Linked DNA regions of Homo sapiens: region 2 is linked to region 1. A link is a loop called in an ENCODE intact Hi-C map of the cell type or tissue named here. Cell type or tissue: mammary epithelial cell. All regions are shown on one strand. Links, peaks and the distances in the headings refer to the core of each region. The heading gives the core; the rest is flanking DNA.

What was found. A loop is a pair of places that touch in the nucleus more often than their neighbours do. Peaks named below come from ENCODE experiments on the same cell type or tissue, not always from the same donor. Only the 100,000 strongest peaks of a DNase experiment are listed, where the experiment ranks them.
Region 2: a loop joins it to region 1, with 21 times the contacts of the local background. A loop is called at or near these places in 15 of 110 quality-filtered maps.

The regions. Positions count from the first base shown.
Region 1 is chr5:84,249,127-84,262,249 of GRCh38, forward strand. EDIL3 (EGF like repeats and discoidin domains 3) reads right to left here. Exons shown (of 11, transcript NM_005711.5): 2 at 4,958-5,086. Among named protein-coding and RNA genes, the nearest start is that of EDIL3-DT, 130 kb to the right of the region's middle. In mammary epithelial cell, for the core only: a CTCF peak has its summit at 6,398 (motif pointing left); no DNase peak of the experiment used is centred there.
Region 2 is chr5:83,919,460-83,932,582 of GRCh38, forward strand. No RefSeq gene overlaps it. Among named protein-coding and RNA genes, the nearest start is that of HAPLN1, 210 kb to the left of the region's middle. RefSeq lists an enhancer at 7,773-8,274. In mammary epithelial cell, for the core only: a CTCF peak has its summit at 7,868 (motif pointing right); DNase peaks (open chromatin) are centred at 5,992 and 6,352; H3K27ac peaks cover 2,259 bases.

The sequences.
Region 1 (13,123 bases), core at 3,128-11,127:
AGTTTATGACATTATACCTTTTTTTTTAATCTCCTGGTTATTCTACACACTATTTTCTCTGTCTGGAATAGGTTTTGTTGTTTGTTGTAGTTTTTAGTCTGCAATAGATTGAAATTATTTTTTAGATTTATGTCTAGATGTTACTTTTTCAGGTTGGCATGCATTCCTTTACACTTAGCTTAAAGCAAGACATCTGCTTTATATTTTTATGGCTCCAGGTACTTGTATCACAACACATAACAACATATCTTTCTATCTATCTATCTATCTATCTATCTATCTATCTATCTATCTATCTATCTATCATCTATTTTTCTATCTATTATCTATCTCCATCTTTCTGTCTGTATGTATGTCTGTCTGTCTATCTATTTGTCTCATCATCTAAACAGCAACTTGTTTATCATTGCCCCTCCACCATTCAAGTAACTATTACTTAGTAAACACTCAATAAATATTTGTTTGAAAATAAATGAAAACTAAGATTTTATTTGTTTAAAAAAAGTCACTTATTTTTTCCCTTTGATTACGTTAATATACTATGTATTTGAGTTGTAAAAGTTTATACTTTTTACTAGTTTAATGGATTACTCTGATAACACACATAGGATAGTTATGCCACAGAACTTGTACAATTTAAAAATTCTCAAGATTTCCATTTATGAACTGTATAATATATACTGATAGGCTGGGAGAGGTGGCTCATGCCTGTAATCCCAGCACTTTGGGAGCCAAGGTGGGTGGATCACCTGAGGTCAGGAGTTGGAGACCAGTCTGGCCATATATATATATGGAAAGAGATAATAGAACATTTATATATATATAGAGAGAGAGATAATAGAAAATTTCTGCATGAAATGAATGTGTCATAATATAGCTCCCAATTACACAGTGCCATCCAGGAATGTGAGTGAGTAATTGGGAAGCAATTTGCGGCTTAGCCACATGGTGGTCTGTCCACAAATCCTCTGGAGAGGGAGGCAGCATTCAGTGCACATCTGTGCAAACACTGGTTAATCTGGGTAATGCCTTCGAATTCAAGAATTTAAAACAAGGGCTTTTTCTTTGCTTTGTTTGAAGAGAAGTTTTCCTACTGCCATTTTCAGATATCAGAAGTGAATCTTAATAACTCTAAGAGGCTGAGCACATTGAGTTGTGTAGGTGTGTGATAGCTGTGTGTGGGGATACAGAGAGGCAGAGAGAGAGAGAGAATGAGAATGCAGTATACAGAAATATCAAAAAATGTCCAGAGAAAAGCAATGTTGTCTAGTGAAGGAAGTTCACAAATCTGAGAAAGTCAATTCTGCCAAACTATCCTACGTAACACAGGAATGCAAGTGATGTGAGTATTGATTGCAAATGTGTTAAGTGTTTTGTGCTTATCTGACATTATATGCTTTGTGAGGGAAGAATAAAAGTACAAAACTGGATGAGGATCGCTTGAAATAAATATCAACAACCTGAAACAAAGCTACTGCAAAGTAGTAAGGTTTGAGGTAAAATCATGAAATGTTTTTCTCTAAGCATGCATTTGAAATTCTCCTTTCCAGATGAACTGCAATGAAAAGAGTATGTGTCTGACTGTAGAATAAACAGGATAAACATAATTTTAAAAACTGGGATCAAAAAACAACTTTTTCTAAGCAAATATAAATGAGATTATTTTCTTTCCTTTGGAAATTAAAAATATAAAGATTCAGAATTTCATAATATATATGGCTCAAAATTCATATGGTCTGAAATGGATAGAAGAAACCTTAGACACATCTCTATCTTTGTGGTAACTAATATGTAAGGAAAAATACAGACTAGTGACAGCTCAAATATTTTTTGTCTTTTAAGATATTACCTCAAAATACCCACATGTGTTTTTTGTTTGTTTGTTTTTTAAATTCCAATACACTCTGTTTCCTGCATTGGTGCTAGATAACAACAGGAGAACAATAACAAAAAAGCCTTGGCCAAGCCATTTATTTTTATTTTTATTTATATATTTATTTATTTGAGATGGAGTCTCTCTCTGTCACCTAGGCTGGAATGCAGTGGCACAATCTCAGCTCATTGCAACCTCTGCCTCCTGGGTTCAAGTGATTCTCCTGCCTCAGCCTCCCTAGTAGCTGGGACTACAGGAACCTGTTATTGTGCCCGGTTAATTTTTGTATATTTGGTAGAGACAGGGTTTCACTATGTTGGCCAGGCTGGTCTCAAACTCCTGACTTCGTGATCCGCCCACCTCGGCCTTCCAAAGTGCTGGGATTACCGACCAGCGTGAGCCACCACGCCCGGCCTTTTTTTTTTTTTCGAAACAAAAACGCAGGATGGTCTTTAGTAATCTAATGTTTGAAATATTTGATCCCAATATTAGTTTTAAAAATATGAAAAGACCCAAGGTAAGCTAGATATTAAAGGCATTACTACCAAGTATTACTATGCAATCAATATTTAGTACACCTTTCATATGCAAGAAAATATGAAGCTAAGAAAAAGCAGTAGAAAGGCAATAGGGTAATGTTTCTGTCATAAATAGGTATTGAACTTGAAAACTGTGCTTGATTTCTCATTATTTTCTGATCCTTTATAAAAATTACGTCATAATATAGGAAAGTTGTATTCAAGAAACTGTCAACACTTTAAGACTTTAGGAAAGTTTTTTCCTAGTATTTTAATGTTAGAACACCAGCACATGAAAATAGAATTGGTGTAACTAATATCCTATACTAAATGATCAAACAAATACAAACTAAATACATTTCTTCCAAAAACTCCTAAATACAGCCCAGAGAAGAATAGGGTTGTATGAAATGTATAATTAAAAAATATAGCTTAAAATAATACAGTATAACTATCCAATTTCTGAATATCAGAGATGTATACTAATATGTAATAATGAATCTGAGTAGAATTTAATTCTATAAGCGTTTAATTTCCCAAAGTCACACTGAACTAGGTGGGATATGGCAGCGTGCTTAGTTTTTAAAGTGTTGCTGCCCATAGTATCAGTCTTCAGATAAAATGTTGAATGTTGGATTAATATTTAAAAGTATAGCCCAAAAGTATACAAGTATTTACTTTAAAATTCGGCTGGCCGGGCGCGGTCGCTCACGCCTGTAATCCCAACACTTTGGGAGGCCGAGGTGGGTGGATCACGAGCTCAGGAAATCGAGATCATCCTGGCTAACACAGTGAAACCCCGTCTGTACTAAAAATACAAAAAGAAATTAGCCGGGCGTGGCGGCAGGCGCCTGTAGTCCCAGCTTCTCCGGAGGCTGAGGCAGGAGAACGGTGTGAACCCGGGGTGCGGAGCTTGCAGCGAGCTGAGATCGTGCCAGTGCACCCCAGCCTGTGCGACAAAGTGAGACTCCGTCTCAAAAAAAAAAAAAAAAAAAAAAAAATTCTGCTAAGATACTGATTTCTTAATCATTTACCTACATTTGTTTCTCTGATTCCAGATTTGGATCTTTCAAATAGTGCCAAAAATATTATATACTATTATACAACTCGAAGGCACTGCCAATTTGGGGTTGTTGGGCTTAAAATACAACACTAAAATTTTACTCTATTCATACATTTCTACTAGGGGTATTTATGACTCTAATTTTCTTCAGATATACAGACTTTCCTGAGGATATGATTCTCACATTAAACTCTGAAACTCAAATGTACATATTTGAAGCCTGGGTCAAAGTGGTTACAACAGTTTTATTTCGATGGCACTGTGTCAAACCTCCTAAAATATCAGTGAGTTAATAAAAGCATTAAAAGAGAATTATCTTTGAAGATGAATTAAATGAACAAAGTACCTTTCAGCAATAATAAACTTCTTTAGATAACATATATTCATAATGCAATATAAAAAATAAGGAAAATTCATTAAAAAAATAAAGCACACTACAATCCAGTAACTAATGGCCAAAGATGGTAAATTAATGGTTTTATTTAATTATTCTTTCTTTCATTCAACCAATAGTTACTGGATTTTTACTATGCATAAGGTAATTAAGTTAGGTGCACTGGGTACAATGATGGGTAATTCAGACTGATCCCTGGACGCTATTACTTTTCTTTTTCAAAACTATTTCCCCAAAGCCATTGAAGTGTCCTGTTTCTCTAAGGTTTATGCAGGTTGACAAAACATGTTTGGTTTCCTATAATGAACAGATATATTCCATCTTGTACTCTTCGTGGTACTAATGCGAAAAATATAAATTTTTTTCAAACTTACCTGTGCTATTAACTTTGAAAATTATTTCTCTCTTTAGTTAGAGAGAAAATCTCTGCACAAGTTTACATGGTGTTAAATTATTTTAAAGTACAGCTATTTCCTTAATGGGGACCTATGTGGAAATTACAGAAGTTACTCTAAATCCATAAGTATACATATTTCGCAGATTTTTTAAAAAACTATTTGAATGTAACCAATGACACATTAATTTTTGCAGAGCAAATTTTTTAGAAAACTTTGAAGAGCACTGCATCTGGAATATCCTCTTCTTTATATGCTTAGAAATATAAAATATATTTATCACCTAAGAAAAGTAATGATTAGAACAGCTACAAAATGCTGATGGATATTCGAAGTCCCTAAAAACATCCTGTTTTATTTACAGTGATAATTTAACTTGAATAAATTGACTTTGGAGTTATGTATTTTATTTGAGAATAAAATGTTAAATTTATATTAATATTAGAAATATAAGAAATGTTATATTTATGTATTATTTGTAATGTCTTTAAATTTAGTGTTAATTACTAAAAATATTTTAAAACTTAAAGAACACAATTAATATAATTTCAATATAAACTGGAAATGATACAACTGAGAATCCTACACAAAAGTAAACTAATTAGCAACATATAGCAATTTTACAACTAATCTCCATAATGCACCACAGCCAAACTGCCATTTATTCATGGAAATAAAAAGATAACTACTGAAATACTTAAATTTTGCACTTACCAACCTCCACAACACTAGAACAGTTGGGGTCTGTGAAGCCATCTGGACACTCACAGGAAAAGGAACCATCAGCCAATCCTGGCAAACAGATACCTCCATTTTCACATGGATTGGGATCACAAATATCACCTAAGGCATAAAAAAAAACCGAAATTGACATTTTTTTTTTGTCTTGGACATTGAAACATACTAGTTTACTTTGCTATGGATGTTCCCTTGGCAAAGTCAAAAGTCAGGGTAATATTAAGATTCACACATAAGATCTGCAAGACTCATTTCAAACCATGTACTCAAAAAAAAATACTATGTAACATGGCAAAAATTAAACTGCATAATTCAAACACTGCCTCTGAAAGCTATTGGTTCAGTTTGGAGTTCCTTCATAATATGTAAAGAGAATGTTGTCTAATTGGTTAATAAATATTAACCTAAATATCTGTAATAGACTAGTGTCATTAATTACTCTAATAAATACCTTCTTTATATCCACACAGTTTACTCTTTAACTCTTTAAAGGACAGGAGTTTATTTCTGGATCCCTAGAATCTGGGCTTGTCCATGTGACTTGCTTTGGCCAGTAGGTCGTTAACAGACTTGAAGACAACAGAGATTTGAAAAGCACTTGAAGACATCTACTTCCTCTCTTGGAGTGCTGAGATCGTCATGTGAATGAATTCAGGCTAGCTTGCTTGAGATGAGTGAAAGAAATGTGGAAGGATAAGAAAGAAACTGCTACAGAGAAATAACTTATGACATAACAGAAACCCCACAATACGTGGCCTTGGCTGTGGCAATGGGTGGCAGATAGTATCTGGAAAAGCAGTCATGGCCATGAAAAGCTAGAAAAATGGCTACCCATTTTATGTAGTGTGTAACAATTGATAAAGCTGTCATCTGAGGTAACTGGGGAGGTAGAACATGTATGCGATGAACTTTTCATATGAGTAAGGAGATTTCCGGGCAGACTGTTAAAGCATCAGTTGGCTCTTACTGCCTGCATATGATAAGGTGCTACAATAAAGAGATGAGCTAAATAAAGAACCAGTCCATTTGAAAGTAAAGGGAAGTAGTATACAAGGACCAGGACTTGTGTTAGAAAACACAATTGTTTCTAAACTCCCAACTCTCAAAGTGGTAAATTATCGAATGCCAGAAAGACATGGCCCAACATAAATATCAATCATGGATGTGGCTACAAACCTCCCTGTGAAAACATTTCAAATAATTCAGGTGGAGCCTGAAAGATCTTCTCAGCTAAATAAAAGGGCTTCTAGAGACCTTAAGGATTGTCCCTGAGAAGGCTGACACACCCAAAGTAGCACTGATTAAGTCTGGAGTAAAAAGCAGGCTTCAGACAGAATCATGGGTGTGGCTTTATTGCACACAGGATTTGAATCAGATGCACAAAAACCCATACAGTTTTAAAGGGAGCTTTGTAGGTGAAACTGCCACCTCCTGGACTCAATGAGTAAGGGACTTTTCAAAATAAAAAAGCATCTGGGCACCAACTTCCTACTAGTTTGTATTTCTTAGTTATGTTATTCTCTGTAAGGTTTTTCACATGAGAATTATTTAAACTCTTTTCCAGATGAAGCACTTTAAAAATATTTGAAAAATGAAAATTCAGGTTATGATTTCTGTCAAATATAAACCAAGTCATTAGCCACACTAAGATGATAGATTAAAACAGTACCTAAGTGCTGGAGCAGACCTTAGAAAAGAGAGTCATAAAATGAATGAATTAATGTTTGGGGAATACCAAAGAATTTAGCGTGGCTGGACCATGGAGTATTTAATCTGGAATGGCTAAGAAAGTATAAATATGTTAGATCAGGGAGGATTAAAAAGTGCCATTGTAATTTTTAAGATAAGGAATCAATGAGAGAGTGTCTAACATTTTTAACATGTATTTTAAAGTTTGGACATGGTCAGATCTAAATTAAGAAGACAATCCTGGCAGCATTTTGAATGGGGTGATTGATGACTGATAAAGATACTTCAGTAGACTTGCTATCATTTATATACTTATCATCTAACTATCTATCTATCTATCTATCTATCTATCATCTATCTATCTATCCATTTATCCATCCACACATATAGCTAGCTAGCTATCCTTCCATTTGTCTATCAATTTGTCTATCTGTCCTTCTAGTCCTTGAGTACCTATTGCATGGTAGGCAGGCACTGAGGTAAGTGCTGTATATACCAAACTAAATAACAGACTATGGAGCTTAGTGGGAGAGATAAAAATGCAGGAACAATTACAATTATACTACACAGTAGTAACACCTGCAACTGGTATACATGATCCAAACTGTGGGACCAGTGGAGACTTTTAAGGAGACTCAGTGCTATCAGGTGATGAAGAGGAGAGAGCGTATGCTTAATATTCCAGGCAAAGGGAATAACACACTTAAAGGAAAAAGGTCATGTCTCATTCCAGGAACTTCAGGTAGGCCACTGTAGCTAGAATATAAATACGTATTAGAAATAGAAAATGATGAGGTCCAAAAGGTAGGAAGGCCATATGAATCAAGGTCTTGTATGCTGTGCCAAAAATTTTGGAGTTTATCTTCAAGCACTGGAAAATTATAAAAGAACTTGAAATATGGGAAAGTGTATCACCACATTTGTGCTTTGGAAGAATCACTAAGGCAGCAATGTGTTGAATCAGATGGAGGAGGTTGGGCCGAGGGAAAAAGGAAAATGCATTTATTGTTTGAAGTAGTCTCAAAAAAAATGATGAAGATTCTCTTGACCCTTCATAGAGGTGGCTACAGACAGGGAAATCAAAAGAGGCATCATTTAATATCAAATCTAGTTAATAAATACTAGGTAATGAAACCAGAATAAAAGTTCCCCCAAATCAAGACCCACCCACCTATGTGGAGTAATCAGTGTAAGGACACAGTCTCATATTTACATATTTACCTAAAAATAAGAACCCTTCTTTCAGATCCCACTCTGTCCTATAACCAAGTTCTTGCATCAGATAGTAACTGAGGTAGGCCTACAGTCCTGATATACCCAGGGCCAAAGGAGGTTCTTTCAATTATCCCATCATTATGGAGAGTGCCTTAAGAATCCTTTCTGGTGCCTTAAGAAACCTTCCATGGCCCCTCTGCTGCCCTCTCTAGATGATAATGCTAAATCGAGTCAATTTTCTACCAGGCATGTGGGCCAGTCATATCATGTTTCTGTGGTCAAAATGAGACAGGACTATCTGCTCAAGTCTCATTATATCTTAGAGATGCCAACTGTTGTTTAACTGACATGTTTTTCTCTCTTCTCCTTGTAATTTTTGTTCTTCTTTTTTGCTTATGGAAACACATTTCTAATACACTCGAAATTTTCATCTTATTTCCATCATTAGCATACTATCTTTTGAAAGGGAGAAAACAGGTAATAGATTTGAGAAACATGTACAAGGTAGAATCAAGATGATATTTTGACCAAATTGATCCAGGGGTTGAGGAAGAGCAAAAAATTTGGGTTGATTTCCAGAGCTCCTGCCTGGATGATTGAGTAGCCATCCTTTATAAGGAAATATAGTAGATTCAGTTTTAAAGGGATTATTGTATTTGAAAAGTCTGTAGAAGATCTAAAATGAAAATGTCCGATTAAGCTATTATATAAGTAGATGTAGAATTAAAGAGCCTCTGCTTAAACATGACTTGTTAAGTATGAAGGTTAATACTATATTTCACTGAGTCTATTAAGGGAGGGCAGGGGAAGGGAGTGGAGGGGATGAGAGCAAAGAGAAACGAAGAGAGGAGAGGTCCTTAGGCATACCAACAAATAAGTGAGGAAAAGATATAAGATTCTTCATAAAAGAAAGAAGTTAATGCTTGGCCCATTGTAGCCCGGTATAAATGTTCAGTTTATTAAACTGTGGTCTACCATGTCAAAGTCTTTCTGAAATTAATAAGGGCCCCACATGCAACTGTGTTGGGTGGACAGTGGCAATAGAAACCAAAGTTTTGATCTTGGACAAAGTAGAGGATAAACAACAAACATAATTAGGGTTATTATAGATTTTGTTTAAAATCTGTTTCTCTATACATAATCATTAGTAGCATGCTTTAATCAGATGGGTTCTCCAAGAAGGAGATGCTAAGATGAAGTTAAGAGCGTAACAAGTTTATTGAGAAGTAATGTCTGCGAATGACAAAATGAGGAGGAAGCAGAAATGAGCAGGAAAAGCTTCAACTTGCGATATAGGTATGACACCAATAAAAATAAATGAAAGACATGAGGGTGGGGATGGTCGGGACAGGATTGACCAGGGAGAGCCTCAGTCTATAATGCAGATTTGAGAAAGTCTTAGTCAATCACACAGGGAGCTCCAGAGCAAAGATTATTGTTGGAAGGAATTCCCCTAGGTCAGGAATGACAGGCACTAGGGCAATCCAGGTAGAGTGAGGGCCTAAGGCTCAAGTAGGGTCCTGAAAGTTCTGCAGGAGGCTGTCAGCTAACTACATACTTGTAGCTGGACAGCACATTCTTTCTTAAAGAAGGATTAGAGCCGTGCACCTCCACGGGGACCCACAAACCCCTCTCACTCTCAAAACTGTCCTGATTTGAATGAGTTATACGGTTACTTAGGTCAAAACCATCATATCTCAGCCTATTTCCTTTATACGGCCATAATCTCAGTGGTTAGTACAGATGTGGGTTGATACCTTAAGTGAAAACAAACTCTCTCGGCTAGAATTTCACATCTAATTAAAATACACGGTAGGGATTTCTGATCCTCTGTAATGTCAGTTTATCCAAGGCAGTAGCACCTCAGGTAAGAAATTCTGACTAAAATGCAATAGGTTCCTAGACTTTAAATCAATAATTGTTTTCTGTTTGTTTCCCAGTGGATATGTTCGTAGAGTCTTTTTTTTTTTTTTTTTTTTTTGAGACAGAGTCTCGCTCTGTGCAGTGGCGCGATCTCAGCTCACTGCCAGCTCTGTCTCCCAGGTTCACGCTATTCTCCTGTCTCAGCCTCCAGAGTGGCTGGGACTACAGTCGCCCGCCACCATGCCCAGCTAATTTTCTGTATTTTTAGTAGAGACAGGGTTTCACCATGTTAGCCAGGATGGTCTCGATCTCCTGACCTCATGATCTGCCTGCCTTGCCCTCCCAAAGTACTGAGATTACAGGCGTGAGCCACCACACCTGGTCTGGTAAAGTCTTTTAAAACTGCAATGACAACCAGTAGAAGAGGTTAGGCTAAGGAAAGGAAAACAGGGCAATATAAGATTTCATGGTTATTTATCCTACTGTCAGCAGGCTCCTAAAATATACTTCTGCATATTGTAATGTGTGTAGCATTATACTTTGATGTTTCTTGGCCGGCTGGCCTCACCTGCTTAGATTAGGACAGATGTGTTTAATTTGATTCTAACCATGTTTTATGGTTCCATCTGCAGTTTATGGCAGATTCAGGCAAATTAAGCTCATGCCGATTTGCTTTTTGGCAACAGAATAAAGCAATTATTTTTCCCAGGGGCAAGAAATCATTGCAGGCTAAATTTAACTTACTGTTTGCCTGCTCTTTCCACCCACTCTCCAGAGTTCTGATCGGACTGCATGATTCTGCATGAAATCAACATTGTCTTCATTCTTCTCACTGACCTCCTACTTGTTGCCAGTCACCTCATGTTCAAGGTGATTTAGGCACTATCTTATTTTACTTCATTACCCATTTGCAATCCATGACCTTTTAACCTCAACAGCAAAGTGTGTGAGCACCTATAAAATACTACTTGGTATTGCAGAAGACAATGGTTAAAAAAAACCGAAAAGCCTAAAATAGGTACCTTTATGATTGTGGTTGTGCATTTTCTGTGAGCTTAGTATATAATTATACAACTTCTCATGCCATACAAAGAAGAAAATTCTATGTTGGTACTACTGAGAATCAGGTAGAAAGGACAGCTGATTTTGTTCACTGATAATTAAACTCTTGGATAGTTTGTGTTCAGGTTTCTTTATATGTTAGTGTTTGTCTCCAGTACACATATCAGAGAATTACTGAATCATTAATCACATATTCATATGCCACAAATAAATAAGGTAGCACTCACTGTAATAAAAGCCATGAGAGGAGGGAGAAACAGGCTGATGAGAAAAACAGCAAATAAAACTGGTTATTTATGACAGACAGTGAAGCAAGGCCTTCACAAGAGCTGCAAACTGAAGAATGAACTAGAATCAGTGGTGTTAAAGCCTAACGAAGAGCATTCTAGGCACAGGGAACAGGAAGTGGTCAGCCCTCATGATAGGTAAGACAGAGATGATTTCAGGAACAGAAAGGAAGACAGGGGAAAAACTCTCAATAAGTGTTTATTGCCAGCAACACATTTTTAATAGAAACTGATTGATAATTTAAAGCCCAACATTTGATCCTCTGTGTTCCTGGTAATCAAGGGCAATTCTACTAAGCTTACTCTTTATATGCAGTAAACATCTACTGAACATATACTATTGTATTAATATTTACAGGCTAATGTACTTATGAATTTACATGTTGAACTCTTTCTTACATATTAATGTATTTACATAGTACTGTTAATGTATTTATGTATTGACAGTTATATAAATATCCTAATAATTTATTTAGATGAATGCATGCTTCTCCATTTTCTCTGCTCTTTTCAAAGTGCTGGCAGCCACCTAGAATATGTCTGCACCATCATCCCTGCCCTCTCTCCATTTCTGTAAAGAAATTTGTATACAGATATAGAAGTAAAAGCAAAAAAGTAGTAATATATCACCACAGAATGTTACCTCACTAACACAAGACATTATTAAATTTCTTCAATATCTCAACAAACTAAATGTGAAGAACATTGCAATACATACTTACATATGGAAAAGTAAAATGCAGAGACAATTTAAATTCATGTTTTGCATCTGTGACAATGCAGCTCTGTGCATTACAACCTCATCTTCAATCTATTGCTTTCTTGTTGAACTGTACTATCATTTCACTTAAAAACTGAAAGAAAATAAAGGTTTTGCCTTCTATTGTAGAAGCGAGAGTTTTGAACCAATCTATAGACAGAATATTTGACAAAATGAGCCAACTCTAGTACACAAGTGAGTAATAATTCTAGTTAAAATTAGATAAAGTTCATGAGAATTTGCATACTCAAATTGGTAAAACTCACAGAAAATGTTAGCACCCTTATGACTTACTACCTGTGAAATTGTGTGGAACAAAATAAATGTCATTTTTAAAAATCAACAATAGCCTCACAATTTGCTTTTGTGCCTCTTTAGAGACCATTTGTGTTGAATATTGATATTTCACTTGTTGAACATTCTAATGAGTTTGATGCATAGGTTTTGATTTAAAGCTTTTTCTCACAATTAAAGCTTATGAGTGTGGCCAATTTAAATTTCAAATAAATTTGTTAAGAAGGTGCAATCTGATTCTTACCTTCATATGTACTTTAAAAGTAAATTCTAGTTATTATTGCAGACCACCTTGCAATTTGGAAGTATACAGAAGGAAATAAGATACAAATGTCAATAGGAATAATTATATCTTCATTGATAGAATCTGCTATTTTACTGGTAAATCATTAGACATCCTTGCAATAAAAGACCATCCATTTCTCCACCTCAGTGTCCACAGAATCCAAAAATAACCACAGAAGACAAAAATCAAATAAATGAACAAAGAAACCTCTTAGACTTAGACTCACTCAAAACCACATTAATGCTAATTTAAAGCAGGACATCTCTTAGATGTTATCCAGTGGTTTGCCTCACTATTTTTAAGACATTTTTCTTTTTAGCTAGGTTTTCAAATGCTAAGGGTATATTGGGCTGAAGAAAATAAGGAGAAAATCTGCTGTTCAGTGTTGACTATTTGAATTTCACAGCTGATGACATAAGGCTTCAATCAAGGTCTACTGGATAAAAAGACAAAAATGTTTTGGGCTCTAACATTTTGAAAAACAAAATCTTTTTGCATATGTTTTAGTTTAAAACACTCTGGAAAGTCCCTTAAAAGAACCTACAGTTTCTAGAATTGAAAAGGACATTCGAAATGAACTAATCCAGTGGTTCTCAGACTTTACTGCATATTAAAATCACAGGGCCGGGGGAGGCTTTTCAAATATCTCATGCCCAGTCCAGTTAAATCAGAATCTCTGGGGATGG
Region 2 (13,123 bases), core at 3,175-11,174, 330 kb before region 1:
AACTCAATTCAGGCAGGACTACTAATGGACCAGATCCTTCAGAAGTCGACAGAAGTCGACATTTGGATCACCGCAACAGGAAAAGAACCATGACCAGCTACCAGCTAAAGGCAAAGGAAATACAGGATAGAGAGTGAAAGGAAGTAGTTGTAAATCCATCTATGACCACATGACCAGTAACAGAAATGAGGTCTCTGTCAAGTGTTACTTCCTTATTTTGTTATGAATATGTATGTGTATGTGTATAGAAGATATCTTTGTTTTCTTCTCTTTCTTATCTCCTTATTATGTAACAAAAGATATATTGACTTTATATCATAGTGTTTAAGTACCATTAACTTTATATCATAAAATGTAAGTTATAGAATATCAAAGAGAAGAGTAAACATCACCATGGACTTTGCAACCCTTCTGGGGAAAGGGTTGGTGCATTTTCTGTCACACACAGGTTAGTTGTATCATGTTATGTAAAAGTATGACCTTGTCATTTTTATTTGGAGATTAACATGGTTTAAGAAAATGTACATGGGTGCCAAGCTGAAAAGGGATGGGTTTGTGATAGATTAATTTTTTTGTGCCAACTTGGTTAGGCCATGGTACCCAGATATTTGGTCAAACATTATTCTAGATGTTTTTGTGAAGGTATTTTTTTGAGGAGATTCACATTTAAATCAGTAGACAGATAAAGCAGATCACCCACAGTGGGTTAGCTGCATTCAACCAGTCAAAGCCTTTAATATAAAAGACTGACTTCTTTGGAAGAAGAGGGAATGTCACTAGCAGACTGTCTTTGGACTTGAACTGCAACATCAATTCTTTCCTGGGTCTCCAGCCTGCTGGCCTACCCTGCAGATTTTGGACTTACTGTCTCCACAATTGTGTAAGCAAATTCGTTAAACCAAATTTATTTTTCTCTTACTTGTTCTCTTTCCCTCTCTGTCTATATATATGCATGTATACACACATATCCTATTAGTTCTGTCTCTCTGGAGAGCCCTATCTAACACAGATGAGTTTCCGAAACAATGGAAAAACCATTAATAGTGATAAGCCGTCATAAGTAACATAATGGGATTCCACTAAGATGTAAGCTCAATGATGGGAAAGTATCTGTCTCTTGATTACTGCTCTCTACAGCACATAAAATATTCCCCAGCAAAGAAAAGGCAGTCAAAAAATACTTGTTGAAGTTATGAATGAGAAGCCTGTGGAGAAGAGTCATCACTTGGTAAATGAAAAGTTATGCACAAAGCTTATGAAGGGAATAGTCAAATCTGTTAAATACTTAAAAGGTAGATGTGATGATTATTTGGTCATTGATGGAGTGGATTTACTGAGAAATACAGAAATAATTACTAACAACCTTTAAAAAGTTTGGTAATGAAAGTTCTCACTTGCTGTGCTTTATTCAATTTACTCATCTATAGGTGAGTAAATAGGTGATCATAGTAAAATGGTTGTGATTTTACAACACTAGGTTTGGGGTGCATTGTTACTCAATAGTAACTGGAAATCAAAAGGCAGTTGCTAAAATGTCCAATGGGGGAATAAGCATGTTTCACATGCTATTGCATGTTATCCTCACAGCAAACTTAAAATGAATGTGATATTATTATTATTCCCATTTATCATAGAATATAATTGAGGCACAGATATGAAGATATGATAAAGATTCTCTTCCCAGTGTCACAGAATTAATAAAGGTAGACAGTATTGAAATGCACTTTTGTTTTTCACTTTACAATAGAAAAAAATGTAGAGAAAAGAGAAGATAGAGAGACAAGGAAGAACCCAGGTGGGGATAGTGTCTGTGGGTTTCCCAGAGAGGCTGGTTTCCAAGAATATTACTGCTTCTGAGAGTGAAGGAAAGCAAAACTGTAATGGTGGGGATCAAGTGGAGCTGGTGAACATGGCTGGGAGCCCTCATCAACTCAAGTCCCTCTACCCCGAGTAAGGGGCCCTTGATGTGTCTGAGGGATGAAGGAAACCCATCCTAGGTTAGATTTAGAAGACCACTGTGGGGCATGAGAAGGGAGCTGGCCAAAAAAAAAAAAAAGGCAAAAAGACTACTGAACAACACTGGACGAGGAGTCCATAAGGAATTGCAGATGAAGAATTTGTCACGGCAGCTTCTGCATAGCACTGTGACTTTCCTCTGAGGTGACATCAGTCCAGATACAGGCCTTGAAGAGGTAAGTTTTGGGACTGGTTTAAGGGTAGAGATTTGCAGGATCAGGGTGCTGGAAGCATGTAGTGAAATACAGGGAGAGGGCTATTTATTCAATCATACGATAAATATTTTTATCTCCTACATTCCAGGCTCTCAATAACTATTTGCTTGAGGAGTCAAGGGTGCTGATGAGGTAGTTTCCAAGTTTGCTGGGATGAATTCCTTTCCTCTAGAGAATGAAGGTCTGAATGGGAGCGACAAGCAGTTATATGAGTGTAAGGATGGGCGGGATCCTGACTTATAGGAGACTGTGGTTAGAGAGTGGGGTATAAAGTTTAAAATATCAATGATGCAATATATCTTGATGGTGACAAGGTCTTGAAAAGGGTATAGCTATCTTCAATGCAGTGAACGATGTGATAGACATGAGGAAGTCAAAGAACTGTAACAGCAGACATTATATTTGGCCAATCCTTCTGTTCCTTCAATTTGCTTGACACAAAGACTTTCAGGGTCGACTTTTAATCATGAGTAGCCTGCTTCCAGATGAAAAAAGTGAGGAAGGGGATTCTATAGTCATAGAAAGCAGCTTCATTAGAGGATCAAAATAGAAAAACCCTTTGAGCCAAACTGTCTCAATTATTGCCTTAAAAACAGTGGAAACAGAAAGCATTTATCACAAGAGAAGTTTTGCTCTATCCTAGGTAGAAGTCTCTCTCGATGGCAGCTTCTCAATATATTCACTAATAGTAGATTTTTGAATGAGATCAATCTGTGTTTACAATCACAAAATAATTCATTCAACTATGAATTTGAGCACATTGCTTATAAAATGTACACCCAGGCTTTGAATAGTTATGTGAAGTGTATAACACTTTTGGTATAACTGTGTTCTACATTCTTCTTTTCATGCACACATAGAGGTGAAAAGAACTCTTGATTTGTAGCCAAATAATATTAGCAGTGAACATGCATGTACATGCCTAATTTAGATCTTGGGAATCATCAGACAGCTGGACGAAGGTTATGCTTTTCCCTCTGTCCATTAAAGAATATGAATAAATGGTTTTATGGCTTCATAATTCAGAGTGCATTATATCAGTCAGCCTGAAAAATAAAAATGTTGGTAACAATTCGGCTACAGTTACTCTATAGAGGGAAGTCTCCCCAAGGCAACAATGTATGAAGCTCCTGCTACTAATTACCACCTGTGTTCAACATGCTCATCACGCAAGCCTGAGCCCGATGTGCCACTTTGAGCTCAGGAGGGCACTGTGATACTGAGCAAAGGGAAGCAGCAACTGAGTTCACAGTGACCAGAATAGAGCATGAGTTTATATCGTATCACAAAAGAGGATTGCCTGAAGTGGCTGTTCTGAGGCTGCTGCTGCTCAATGGAGCAATTTAGTAAAGTAGGCAGAATCCATGCTTTTGGCAATACTTACCTCTATGCTGGACATGCCAGCTTCTGGACCTTTCTGATGTATGGCCAACAACATGATCTTCCTCTTCTCTGTTTCTACCATCCCTGCTTTAATCATATCATCAGCACACATCCAGCCTGCTAGATATTCTTCTAACTGACCTCCTCCTTCTCTCCAGACACTCTAATCATTTTTTAAAAGTATGTATCTAAAAACACTGAACTTATTCTTTTGTAAAGCAGAGAATGCTAGCTGTTTCCTAATATCTATCTTCTCCTCCTTTGATGTAACAAACACTTAAGCTGAAGAATACATTTCCCTGCTTGCTTTGTAGCTAGGTGTGACCATGTGACTAAACTTTGTCCAAGGGGCTATGTAAAGAATTGGTGGGTGCAAGTTCTGGCTCATGGACTTGAAAACAAAAGCACTATTTCATCCTCTGCCCTGTTCTCCTTTAGTGCTGGCTAGAATGCCGATGTGATGGTGGGGGGCTGCATCAACCATCTGAGATACCTGCTTAAGGTGGCAGAGCAACAAGGTGGAAGGGGCCTGGGACTCCAGCAATGGGATGCTGCCCTAACAGCTCTGGATTACTTATCCTTGGATTGCTGTGAGGGAGAGGAATAAATTTTCACATTGTTTAAGACACTATTACTTTGGCCTTTATTTTAACAGTAAGTAAAGGCAATATATTCTGAGGTACCTTGGTTAAAGGTCTTCATTGGCTCCCCATTGCTTAAAGATAAGTCCATGCCCCAAATGAGGGCATTTAAGTTTCTTCCAAATCCAGGTTCAGTTCACCTTTTCAGCATAATTCTCTGCCAATAGCCTAGTCCTGATGGCACCACATCTGTGCTGCTTTCCTGGACTCTGCAATTTTTTCCTGGCAGACTGAATTTTTTCTTCCTCAGTGCTTCCAGAGCAGTGTGTGTGTGTGTGTGTGTGTGTGTGTGTGTGTGTGTGTGTGTGTGACTTGCATTTCCTTATAATTGCTTATAGTATAATTTGAGTTTATCTCCCTCTCTAGAGATTATTCCACTGCATCTTATTCACCAGAAGTAGACTCCACCCTAGCCCTCTACCCCTAGTTTTGTCACAGGTGGAGTGAACAGTGGATTAGCAAAATGGACAAAAAACTGAGGAATGTGTTTTTCTTAAGGAGTGGAACTCTGAATGAAATTGAGTAAAGAGGAATGGAATGAAGGTTTGGAGGCATGTTGCATCATTTTTAATTAAAATGGCTTTGGTGATGAGGTGGGGGTGCTGAGGGAGGCCAGGAAATCAAACAACATGTGGCAGATGCCTTTGGTTACTGGATTCAAGCTGGAAAAACAGTCCTTGACAGGCTGCAGTCATTATTGTGTATTTCTAGAACTTTGAAAGATAAGGAGGAAATCTGCAGACAAGCTCCATAGGGAAGAAAGGACTTGGGCTGGTGGAGTCCCTGAGAACAGGCATGTCTGGCTTCACTGCATGTGGAGATGTCCTCCAGTGTATCCGACATTGACAGCTGCCCTTTGACATGCAGCTTCCTGCCGTCTCTGACTGGCGCAGGTCCACTTGATGCCCAGTGCAAGATATCACAGCCAATGTGTTTAGTTTAATCTGCTTTATATACTGCCCAGCACTTCACCTTAAGCAAAAGATATCCTCAGTAGTCAACATTTGTGAATGAAGAATGTACCTGTCTTAGCATTTTAAGTTTCTATTGAAAAATTCTCCTTTGCTTACATACATATCCCAAACATCTAAGCCTTATGAGAAAGGTCTCTGGAATAGAGTCTTATGAATTCTAGTTATATGAAAGCAGGAGACAAGGGAAAAATTGTACCTATCTAAAGTTACAAACTGATTTCGAAAATAAACTTTGACATGAAACCAATGATACAATTTTTGTTCTTGTCCTTTTCTTTTTAAACTTCTGAATAAGCTTAGCACGGTATAGAAGGCAGAATTTTTCATGAATGAATTGAAGCTTGTCACATAAACATAGTGACTAAGAATGAGTTCAAGGCCAGATTGTGTGGGCACAGGGCCTTGTTCCATTCTATTATAATAGTATACTTAAACATGCTGCACTTCAGTTTCCTCATATGCAACATGGAGACAATATTACTGTCTACCACATAGCCCTCCTGTCAGAATTAAATGAGATAAAGATATGAGGGCTTCCTTCAGTGTTGCTGAAAGTACAATAAATATTAAAGCTACGCATTTTTATTTTATGTAACATTCATTTGTCTATTAACACTCCCTTTCTTTGACTTCTTACACAGTCTGAGACAATGAACTGTTTCAAGGATCATATCATATCACAGGGATTGGTGACCTTATAAAAAGAGAATGTCAAGCATCCCATATCGTCTTTTGTGGTAAGATAGTATGTGACTTGGGAGAATGCAAGTGCGGGTCTAAGTAATGACTCCAGATGTGGTTTAGAAAAATAGTTTCTATTATGTTGGTTTTTGTGAAGGTGTGGACAGGACTGGCATATGGTGGAATTTTGTAGGTAGGTTTTTTTAGGTGGCTAGTGGATAAAATCATGAATGTGGTGTGTGGGGGTGGGGAAAGGAATCTTAAAATTAACCCAGACGGCATTTTTTGGCACAAATCTTTATGTTGGCCACCCCTGAGACAGTGTAAGGGTTTGAAATGGACTTATGCCCAAATTCTTTATGGCATAATTTAAAAGATTTTAAGTAAAATGTGCTGCCACAATGAACACACACTGCTTTATGAATGGCCTGATTATTGCTGTGGTTCCGCATAGCTAGAACAGACTGGTCTAAACCAGACAAATTCATGCAGAGTCATGAAGTTGTACTTTAAATCTATTCCTCACTTCCAAATCCACTTTCAACTACATTAATGTGTAGATATTGCAATGAAATATACTGGGTTGTGCACCTTTTAAACAACTCTATGCGTGTCACTATTTAATGTGGAGCATGAAAGAATCTCTGATTACCAGGCTTCAATGTGCTCTTCCAGCCTGTGTGGCTCTGACTGCAGGAAATAGCAGCTCAATCTTTGAAGCAAAGACTTTTCCTTTGCCTCTGAGAGTAAATAGCCTGAGAAAGAGAAAGCTTCCTCACTCCAAGGAAGTCTAGATAAATGTGTGATAGGAAGGGAGAGGGCTGTCTGTTGTGTCTGTCAGAATGACACCTGAAGGAAGGCAGCTGGCTCCTGTGGAGTGATAAGGCGAAGGTTACTGAGGCAAAGATAAAAAGCTCACTTGGTCAAAATACATCACAAACGGAAAGATCTCCAACAGGAATTTTTAGCGTTGCACCCCAAGTCTTTCTCTGAACAAAATGACAATCTGTTCTGATTTTTTGAGGGAATATAAGAAGCATACTCCGCTAAGTGGAACAAGGGCAGAAAACACACACACACACACACACACACACACACTCCTGAGAAGCTGGTTTCACTAGCTGTAGGTGGCCGACTCCTTCTCTAATGGAACACTTTAAGAGAATAAGTCATTTCAAAGAAGCAGGATAGACAAGAGAGGATTTTATTGCTTGAAACGGGAATTTTATTGCTCCAGACACAAGCATTGTTGTTGTTGGTGGTGGTATTGGAAGTCCTGGAGCTCCAGGAATAAAACAACTAGATGCATAGGGCCATGGAAAATCTCACTAACTCAATTCTGTGGTTGATGTTTTTCAAACATCTTAAAATCCTTACCTGCTTTTGACAAACAGGCACTTTTCCTTACTGTGAGATATCTCCTTTCCCTTCACAGTTACCGCCCAACTCCATCCCAATGTTGCCTCCACAGTGATTTTATGAGGTATTATTTTCTACTGTATATATTCCCTGAAAATTTAGTTTCCCCTACCTGCAAAATACAGTCATATTATCACAGTGACCAGGTTCTTTTCATACTGTAGAACACTCCTTAGGTCCACACATATGGGATTACCTCTCTAGCACTCCTCTGCACCTCCGTGTACTTTCCCAACCATTATTTATTTATTTATTTATTTTTTAAGACTTACATGCTTCTTGATAATTGCTTTTCCTAAAAGTTATCTGACAAAATATGTGGTGTAATAAGCAGGTCTTAAAGGGAGACAATTATTACTTCCATCTTTGAAAGAATAAAAAAAAACATTCTCTCTTGCTAGCTTTTTTGAGATGCCATTTTAACCTCTATATTTTTTCCATTCCTTCCAGCAGCAATCCATAGTGTAGCAGGAATTCCTGAAGAGGCTACTGTTTGACCATTGCCAATTCAGATCTGTCTTAATGAGCAAGGCCACCAGGGGGAGCTCCTTGAGTGAGCGTCTGCGGGATCTCAGGAAAAAGGCAAGGCAAAACATGAAGAGGGTAGTGTATTTGCAAGACTGACATTCCCTGCCTTCAGGGGCCACAAAGACCACCTTCCCCGCTGGGCAGCTTACTGGGTAGGAAAAGAAACGCCCCACTAGAAAGAAGGAAATTGTTAGTGTTTAAAAGGAGATGGACAGGAAGCAATGCTTGACTGTTGGATGGCCAGGGGTGGTGGTGGTAAGGAGTTGATTACAGCATAGTGGGCATTCTGGTAATTTCTAGGCCTAGATTTTAGGAATCCATTAAAAGTCAGGGAGCTCCAGGAATAAAACAACTAGATGCATAGGGCCATGGAAACATGAAAACATGGATGAGAGCAGATAGCTTTATGAGGAATGGGGTAGTGGATCAGTACCAGGTGGTGGTCTACTGATGGAGTAAGTAACAGAAGTGAACGAGGGAAAAGGGGTATTTCTGTTGGCACAAGTGGAGTTTGTTAGAGCAGAGTGCATGAGCAGCTACAATGATACCAATGTAAAAGACTAGATCATTCGTTTTCGAAATGATGGAGGAAATGGTAAATGTCACAAGATGGAAGAAAAGGAAAAATGCATAGATGAATTTTTCCACAGACTTTTTTGAGCTAGAAAGAAGGAATTTGAAGAGACTAGAAGTTCCAGGAATTCTGCTCATAGTGCGTGAGTCAGATTTACTGTTCTGATACCATATTAAAATCCTATCATCTAGGATGACTTGGGAAAGACTATGCTGAATATTTTGTTTGTACGTACCAATCAAACAATATCTATACTTCCTGTCACAAAGACAGGGTATTTAGACCTTTAAATATGATATGATAACTTTCGATTTCCAGCATGTCTATTAATAATAATTTTCCCCCATATAAGCTATATTTTATTTGGTAAAACAAAAATGAGAAAGAACCAGAGCAAACTAGAAGGGCTAGCATTTTTCTCCCCCAGTTTGTGGGAGAGAATTCCATCTTAAATGCCACATTTATCTGTAGCTCAACTGTAGTAACACTGGCTGCAATCTCTCAGAAAGACAGTGAACCATTCCATCAAGCTAAGCAATAGTCTTCCACATAGTGGAGTGACTGGCAGACACATCAATGATGGCTCTAGCTGAAAGTTATGGTTGGCACAGCTCTGGCACTGCAAACGTTAGGAAGATGCCACCACAATAAACCTTCCATGGCCCCATGAATGAAGCTGCAGTAGTCTGCCCCTGGAACAGCTGGCTTAAAAGAGTTCTGTGTGCAATAGGCTTTTCTAGACCTGCAGACTGAAGTAAAAGCTGTGTGCAATTAAAAAAATATTTTAAATGTTGTGTTTGTATTTTGACACCAATGTTGGGGACACTAGGATAGTTGAGGCACATTACTGACTCCTTTCCAGCATGCTTTCTGAACTGAAAAGGGAGTGAATTCAGAGACTTGTGGCTTTAGGTGAGTTAGACCCTTACAAGTATGTTTGATTTTTCTTTCTTTCTTTTTTTTTTTTTTGCCTAACAAGCTATTTCTGAATTCATGAGTAAAAAAGTTCAGGATCAAAAATGAGCTGAAGGAAGATGAGAATGAGAAAGGAGAGACAGAAAGACAAAAAGAAATAGACAACGAACAGGCAAAGAGAGGGAGAGACACGGTATCCAAAGGAAAATTTATAGATATGCTTTCAAATGTCAAAATATTTCTTACCTCTTTTAGTTTATTATACTTTATTTAGCAATACCTATCACATTAAATTATAACTATACAAATGACAATCCTTTGAGTATCTATGATTAACTTTTCATGTGTTTTTTTCTGCAGAATACAATTACTAAGAATTCTTATATATCTATTTTGAACTATTTAATTTTACATGTAGTTATACAATTACTCCCAATTTCATTTAAGACCCTCAAATAAAGAAACAACAATATATGTTGTGTGTTGTGTCACAATTCATTGTGCTTTGATGAATGATTGTGAGTGCTTTACCATTTGCATATTACTCAGCTCCTTCATTTTATTGATAGGAAAATAAGCTCAGAGAGGGTTAAGTTTTGTTTATGAATTTGGCTCAATTATATATTAATTATTAGCTCATGTGTTCATTCTCCACAGACCTTCATATCTTTCATTGCAGTCTTCTCCCAATTCTTTAATTTCAAGTTAAGACAGAAAAGCTGGAGTCTAGGTGTCACACGGAAGTATTTTGGGGACAACCCCTGCTGAATGAGTTACATTTCCTATACTTGGCGCTAGCCAAGGTCATCTGAGCTTGGGAGGAAAGGTGTAGGGGAGGGGAAGAACAGCTCTTTTGCATTTGTACAGGGTCTACACTCACCTGGTTCTCCCTTTGGTGCTGTGGGGGATATCAATCAAGACAGGAAGGGACCTGTGGCCTGCTGTCAGTCCAGAATCATGGGAGTTGGTAGCCTCACAGATGTGCTTATGCTGTAGTGTCTTGGATTCCCTACAGTGAAAGTGGCTGAGGCAGGGTGCAGAGAGTGTCTGAGGATAGCTCCACATCTTCCTCCCTACGGAGAATCTCATGATATTTGATTGTTTCTTCATTCATTCACTCATTCATTCATTCATTCTACAAGTATCTGTAGAGAATAGATGTCTGAGTAGGACTAAGAATCGGCAGTGCATGAAAGCCCTCATGGACTGTACTCTAGTGAATCTTCCCAGACATCCAAAGAAGCGCTCACTGCCAGGTAAAGTAGAGGTGGTGGTAAAGGATGGTAGCTTCTGATGGCATGATGGAACAGCAAGTTGCCAGATGGAGAAAAATCCTCAACATGGATGGCAACAGAGAGGTCATTGATAGGATAGGTTGTGTCTGTATATCTCACCAGATGCCAGATAAGAGGAAGTGAGTGCCTCCTGTCCCACTAACTCACATCGCCTTCTATGTGTCCTAACGCTTAGACTAACCCCAGGATGAAAGAATGGCAGGGGGCAATGAATGAATTTGAGGAGAAACTAGTAAATTTGTAAAATAACTTGGAAATTACTAAAGTAACTGAATTTCTTTTGGAAATGACTCAATTACTTTTTTGTGTTTGTGTGTGTGTGTGGAGTATTAGGTGAAATATAAAGAAAGTAACAATCCTGTGTGGTTTTGTTTTGGTGTGTTTTTTTTGTGTGTGAATATATTCCTGCCACAGTGACAAAAACAAAAATAAAAAATATATCAAATAACCCTGAAGTGTGGTGAACACCTCTTGTGAGTATCAGGGGCAGGTATAGGTTTTATATATATATATATATATATGTATATATACTTTTCAGGTCTAGAATATCTATATGTCAGGTCTAGTATGTATATATTTTCATAGGAGAAATTTTCCAGAGGAAAAACTACTCGTAAGCTGGAGAGAAGATTTGAACCCAGAAGATCTGTCTGATTTCCAAACTTGAGATTTATCTTTTGGAGGAGAAAGCAAAACAAAATCTAGTTTTATTAACTGATAATATTAACGATACCAATCCTTTGCACACATGGGCACTCTGGGTGTGTCAATTTAAAGAAAGTATACCTGAAAAATGAAAGAATGTGCTTCTTGCCAACAGATGCTGCACAATCTTATAGGGTGTCTAGTGCACTCCCTTGGGATAGACTGGGAGAGTTAGGTTTGCAAATAGAATTTACAATTTTAAAACACCTAATTTAGGTCTATGCTAATAATTTAAAGTTTCTGTATTTGTATTTTTTTTAATAATGTCAATGTTTGAGCTTGTGAATAACTTTTTTTTTTTTTTTTTGAGACAGAGTCTTGCTCTGTCACCCAGGCTGGAGTGCCATGGTGCAATCTCGGCTCACTGCAACCTCCACCTCCTGGGTTCAAGCGATTCTCCTGTCTCAGCCTCCCAAGTAGCTGGAACTACAGGCATCCACCACCATGCCCCACTAATTTTTGTATTTTTACTAGAGGCAAGGTTTCACCATGTTGGCCAGGCTGGTCTCAAACTCCTGACCTCAGGTGATCCACCCACTTTGGCCTCCCAAAGTGTTGGCATTACAGGTGTGAGCCACCGTGCCAGGCCTGGCTTTTTCTTTAGAAACAAAATCTGTAGCACAGGTAAGACTATAACTCTCAAATGGATCATTATTTTTGTTAAAAGTTAGCTCATAATACTGAATCCACTTCATTGGAATGAATGTCTTCTGATAAATGTTCTTGACACTACAGTAAATTCCAGCTGAGCCACAGTTATTGTTTTAGGGCTTGAAATGTGATATAGGCCAATTACATTTTTATTTAGGCAGTGCTGTATAAATTCTGAAAGATGATATGCCAATGAAAAAAATATGACTTGTATAGGGAAACTATTGCTCTTATTTCCATGTGGTGGTGAGAGTCAATATACATAAACCAGAAGATAACCAGTTAAGAGATATGTGTTTTTAATATGTTAATGTTTTTACTTTTTTTCTCTTGAGAATATACATCAATGACTCTCATTTCCCATTAATTTGTAGAAGTGTCCTAATGAGAATAGTGGAATCCTCTATCAATTCAAGTTTTCAGAAACACAACACTGCCTTTCAATCCATTTTCTTTTCAGTAATATGCTATTGAGACCATAAACTATAAGACAAATGTACAATTATTCAGTTTTACTTGCATTCTTCAATAAATTCTTGATATAAAAATTACAAATAATGTTCTTTGAATGAAAAAGTAACTCAAATATTTTGCAGATAGCATTACAAAGTAAATCTTGGCAGAGTCAACATGTTACCACTTCAAAACATTTTCAAGAGCCTGTACCATGCTTTCTCTAGCAGCTGCCCTACCCACTGCTAGCTCCAAGGCTGCACATCAGAGTCCAGGCTCTGAGACAGCAATGAGCTCAGAGCTCTGCCAGCACAAGAGCCAGCTCCAGGCATGAGAACCTGTTGGATATGCACTGACTTGGTTGTTCTGCTTGGGGGCATTGGTTGAGGATTCCTGCTCCAAGATAACCTACTAGATGCAGCCAGGAGGAACATCTCCCATATTATGTAAAGAGACCTAATCTGTGACTCACTGGCATCCATGAAAGGGATGCGAAGAATGGAAACAATATGGAAAACATATTTCAGGATATCATCCATGAGAACGTCTCCAACCTAGCTAAAGAAGCCAACATTCAAATTTGGGAAATGCAGAGAACCCACACAAAATACTTCACAAGAATATCTTCCCCAAGACAGATAATTATCAGATTATCCAAAGTCAAAATGAAAGA